Linked DNA regions of Homo sapiens: region 2 is linked to region 1. A link is a contact called in ENCODE Hi-C data. All regions are on one chromosome and are shown on one strand. Each heading gives the region's core, a stretch centred on a gene start or an enhancer-like site at or near the end of the contact. The rest is flanking DNA. Distances are from core to core; before and after follow the strand shown.

Region 1 (2,706 bases), core at 200-2,699:
AGGAACAATGAAATAAATGTCTTACATATTTTCAACTATTCTGTAACATTTAACTGCTTATACATTTTGACTATACAATAGCACCATGTTAGCATTTTATTATTTTAAAAAATCACAATAATGTTTCTCAAAGTTTCATCTGAAAAGTGCCACTAGGACACCAGAAAATCTTCAATGGCAGGTTTTGACGTTTTCTTGTTTTTTAATTTCAAAGAAACTATAAGAAAATGCTTTTTTAAATTATAATAAAAATATCTGAATCATAAAACCAGTCTTTCCACTTAAAATGAGCTCATTTTTAGTCATCCAATAAAATATCATGTAACGAAAACTCATTTTAATTCCCCTTAAAACTGCATTTACGTTAGTAAACAACATTTTTTTTCTTACAGAGAAATTGTATCTATAGTATATTATAACACAATGTTGAACACAAGATCTTGCTAACATGTTATACTGGAATTTTATTGTTATAGGATTGAAGGTGCTTTCAAAAACTATCTGGTATAGACTTTAACTTCCAAAATAAAGTCACTAAATTTCAATTTCCAAAGTGAATTCTATAGAACACAAGTGCCACTGTTTTGTTTTGTTTTGTTTTAACATGTTTTGTGTTTTGGGGGTTTTTCAGTACAAAGGATAATTTCCAGGGGCAACTAAGTTTAGGAAATTCTTTGTTAATATTAAACAGGCTCAAAACTGATCTTCTTCAAACAACATATTCTTCTAAAATATCATTTATACTATATAATGTGACTGAATTTCTAGCCTCAGAAGGTTTACATAGGGATTAAATTCACATTTTGAGGAAAATAGCCTTCCTTGTCTGGAAAAATCACGTGGCAGGTGCAGTGTCAAGGACATCCCTGAGGCATAGCCAAAGTCTCCTTCCGCAATTTTCTTCCAAAGCACTGAAAGACATTAACAACTGCCACCACAGAAGGCCTTCTCCAATCCTTATGTGTGAGCTTAATTCTTAATTTTCGTTCAGAGAATTGAATTTAAAATCATATCAATCGATTAACTTACATCTTTTAATTTAAAACAATGTCATATACTATAGTATTACTATTATCATTTTGAGTTGTAAATTATTCAGGAGGGAATTGCTAAAGCCTCCTGGGATTTTTTTTAATAAGTAATTAAATTGCACTAAGACAAAAAATATCTAATCTTTATTTTAAACTACAAAGTGAATCATGACAATAATCTTTGAACAACCAAAGTGCTGTTTGTTGGACAGGTGAAAAATTAGAGAAAATCATTTGTCTTCCATACCATAGAAACATGTTATTTGTAGAGTTAAATATACATTGTCTCAAATGTTCTTTCACTCACTTCCATGCCTCAAAAGCATGACTTTTGTACATAACAACACTCATCAGTTGATTATCAACAACCGCTTACATGAAACCACAGTGCAAAAAATGTGGTTACAAACTACCAAGACAAAAAATGAAAAGAAAAAAACGCTTCCTATTTTTCAGCTTTATAAAAGGTGAAAGGGTGTGGTTAACAAAATAATGTACTTTAAAATAGCCAGAGTAGTGCTGAGACAACTAAACTCATCAAAGTTTGTTTGAGAATATGTTGTAATATCTTTTTAAATGAATATTTTCTAAAATAAGGTGTTTTATTACATGAAGAGTTGAGCCTAGGGCATCACATGTGAGAATTAAAAGTTGCCATATAATTTCTGAAGCCCTCATCCTACCTAGAAGAGCGAAAAGCACCAATCAACTAGAAGAAAAATTACAGTCTGATCAATTGGAAGAGGTAAATTGAGAAAACAGAAAATTCATAGTTAAATTTTGAGCAGATATTTTAAAAAGAAGAAAGGGCTCTAAAGAGAGAAAAGAAGAGAAGAGAAAACAAGAGGAAAAATGCAAAGAGAACAGAAAACTATAATAAAGGGATTAAAAATAGATTTATATCAAATGTGTTTAATTATTTTCCCTTCCCCCCCAAAAACACTATTTTGAAAGGAAAGTTAGCTAACGAATGGAAAATACAAAGTGTGACCACCCAAAAAATACAGAATTGAAACTTTAGTATCACCAAACTAGCTCTTTTGCTTCTCAATAATATGCCATGCCCAGCATCTCTAGTACCTGATCTGCCATTTTATCTGCTATCTGATTCCATGACTCACCTCTTGCTCCTTCTACCACTGCATGGTGGTATCCACAGTGGAGCACACTGGTTTCAGAACACTAGAAGTACAGCTTTAGGAGCAGAAGATTCCTAGTCTACAGGCAGTATAGGGAGAAAACGAGAATTCTGTACTCTCCAGTGTAGTAATTAATTCAGTCAAGGATCATCAACGGATGCTAAAACCTTGAACTCAAAGTATTGCTCCACAGATAGCTTATCAATTAAAAAGTAGAAAGTTTACCTTTACAATGAAGAAGTCTGGCAGTAACTATCCTAATCAAGTGACTAAACTCAGTATCACCGACAATGGAGCAACCTGTCATTCACCTGTGTACTCTTTCTGCCAGAAATACTTTAACCTAAATCTAACTATGAGAAAACAATTAAACAAATACAAAATTTGGAACACTTTTTATTACAAGTGACCTAGACTCTTCAGAAAAAAATAATAGCATGAAAAGCAAAAAAAAAAAAAAAAAAAGAGTGGGAAACTATTCTGTAAAAAGAGATGAAAGATCTCAAACTCAAATGCTATACATAATCCTAGACTGG
Region 2 (2,837 bases), core at 182-2,681, 530 kb before region 1:
ATATCCTCATTTCCTCCTAAATCTGTTTACCTTACAGAAGTTTTGTGCTGTACATGAGGATGCATATACACAGATATACTTGTGCATATACAAATAATGCAACATTGTTTGTGACAGCAAAATAATTTGAAAATGTAATTGTCTTTAAATATGAGTGGAAAAATGAAAGTTCAGTCATGAAACAGAACATTATATAGCAGTTATAGCTAATAATATAGATCTATCAACATGGATAAATCTCTAAAAAATGATGTTGGGCAAAAACTCAAGATGCAAAAGGAAATGTACAATGCTGGTGAATCGTTTTTGCTTTTTGTAGATAATTAAGTATGTGACAAATGTTCAGGGTCATTGATGGGAATGGCACACACTTTCTTAAGGACAGTGGGTACACGTGGGGAGGTAGGGAGGACAGACTTCAGCTGAATTTGCTAAATTTCATTTCTATTTATTTTTTAACTCTGTAATGTAAATTAAATATGACAGAATAGATACAGGGTTGTTATATATCTATATCCTGTAGGATATTTTAAATTATTCAAAATTAAAATGTTTAATTTAAAAATATTTAAAAGGTATGCATAAATGTGTAACTATTAGAATGTTCATTGAGCATTGATTTTTTATTTTAAAAGAAACTAGAAAGAGCATAAATGTCTAATCATATGGAAATTATTCAATAAACTGTAGTACGTTAATAGAATAAGATAATAATCATGCATTAAAATAATATAGTTAAATAATACTTGATAACATAAAATATGTTAAAAATAAAATAATAAAAAATAGATTAAGATAACTGAGTACTATATTATTCTATTACTATACTATTCTAACACTATTAGAATAGTACTATAGTATTCTTCATGACATGTTTGTATATACGCATATCTACACACATGCAAAACCATGTGGAAATAGTTATAGAAGGAAAGTGATCTGTTTCCTCAGGATCGAGGGCTTTTTCAGGACACAGGACTTTCAATGCCAAAACCACGAAAGTCTCAGGTAACTGAGACAGTTGACCACCCTATCCGGAAGATGCTGCATAAAGAATGAAAACGAGCAAAGTAAAATTTTAACTCAAAATATGGCACAAGATGCAGTTGGAATTCCCTTACTGTGTGTGGGGAAACTAGCTATAATTTCTGCAAGTTGAGAACATAAAAAGGCTAGTTCTGGTGTTACCTGATAAGAACAGATAGAGTTTCTCATCAATTTTGTGAGCATAGCTGGACAGGTCAGAGAATATCAGAGCTGGAAAAGACACATCTTTTCACAACTCCTCTCTTTAGAGATTAAAAAACCAAAAAGTATGTAAAACAGTAGTTTACAACAACTGGTAATTTAGCCCTCAGGAAACAAGTGGCGATGTCTGGAGACATTTTTTATTTTCACAGTTGAGGGTGCTACTGGCATCGCACTGGAAGAGGTCAGTAATGCTCCTAAGCATTCTAGAATACAGAGAACAGTTTCTCACAACAAAGAATTACCTAGCCCAGAATGTCAATAGAACTAAGGTTGAGATACCTGGTTTAAGACATTTCCCCATTGATATCACAACTAGATCCTGCCAAAGAAGTTTCCATTGTCCTGACCTTGTTCAGCATTCTTGTCACTATGTAAATTTGGAGGGCTGTTCTCTAAATGTCAAGCATAAAATGGACCTTTCGATTATTTCATTTCTTCCTGGATATAGTTTATATATACCACTCTCCACTTACACTTCTTCATTCTTTTGGGTATATTTGTATCACTCTCCTGAGTTAATCCATTCTAGACAAATATTATTCTTAAAAAACAGCCATCCATCAAGTCTGAAAAAAAATAAAACCTCGTCTGAAAAACAAATTGGTTGCAATTGTAGATTCATCTGGTTCCTTGATATATATCTGTAATGCTGATTTAGTACTTCTGATAAGCATTTCCCCAACTGCATCTTTTTAGCAGCATTAGAAATAATGGCTAAAAGAAATGAGTCTTTTCATTTGCAGTATCTACATTTGGAGAGTATTTTAAATCAAATTGATTGCTAGGATATTTGTAATGTCCAAATGTTTGATTGCTTTGCTGTGTACCATACAGAAAAGTAGTAACACAGAGGCATGCCATTAAACAGCCTTGTTGTTTTCTTTCTTTTTCTTTTCTTTTCTTTAGTTTTATGAAGCTGCAATTAATAGAAGTAATTTAGCAGCTGTTAGGAGAAACTGCCTAGGATAGTTTGTGTATGTATCCAGTGCTAGAGAATTTTTGCTCTGTTGTAGATCTTTATCTATACTTAGTTGTGTTTAGGATTTATGACAAAGCCGTGTGTTAATATCTCGATTATCATTCTGGTAAGAGAGGAAGCATCGTAGTTTCCTCTTAAGAGAGAATAATAACCTAGAGAGATAAGGAATATGACCTTGAAGTGTTTTTGTTCATGCATCAAGACTCAGTTCATGCATAAGTATGCTGAGGGAGTAATCAAGGTGGCTGTTTCTGTCTTCCGTGACTGCTGGGTGTTATTACCCAAATCAAGCACATTAAAGACATTGTGGAGGACATAGGAAAAGAAATGAGACTTTAAGTATATGCCTAAAAGGTATTTTTAACTTAAGAGTCTGTCTAACAGGGAATCATTTTTCTTTTGAGGAGCAATGGATGGTCAATATCAGTTATTTGCCAGAATGTAAGTTAAAAAGAGTGTGCCCTAGGTGGGCACTTTTGAAGATAATTTTGTTTTTGAAAAAATAAAAATTATTTTACAATTATTCTACATACCATCAAGAACATTGCTCTGTTCAGATACTATATGACATCAAAGCATTCCAAGTATTGCCAGAATTTAGTGCAGA

What was found. A loop is a pair of places that touch in the nucleus more often than their neighbours do. Pooled maps may share reads with other maps.
Region 2: a map with no recorded cell type shows a loop between it and region 1 (2.2-fold over the local background). The contact joins the promoter of LINC02392 here to the enhancer-like site in region 1. A Hi-C loop is called at or near these places in 3 of 37 single-sample maps with no recorded cell type and 9 of 50 pooled maps.

What each region holds. Positions count from the first base shown.
Region 1 is chr12:89,759,679-89,762,384 of GRCh38, reverse strand. All of the region lies in intron 2 of LOC107984543 (a long non-coding RNA gene), which reads right to left. Among named protein-coding and RNA genes, the nearest start is that of ATP2B1-AS1, 52 kb to the right of the region's middle. Within about 2 kb of position 1,449, at least 4 of the 41 ENCODE cell types and tissues checked have a DNase peak (open chromatin) inside an H3K27ac peak, as active enhancers do.
Region 2 is chr12:90,291,912-90,294,748 of GRCh38, reverse strand. It overlaps LINC02392 (long intergenic non-protein coding RNA 2392), which reads right to left and starts at 1,431. Exons shown (of 3, transcript NR_135018.1): 1 at 1,189-1,431.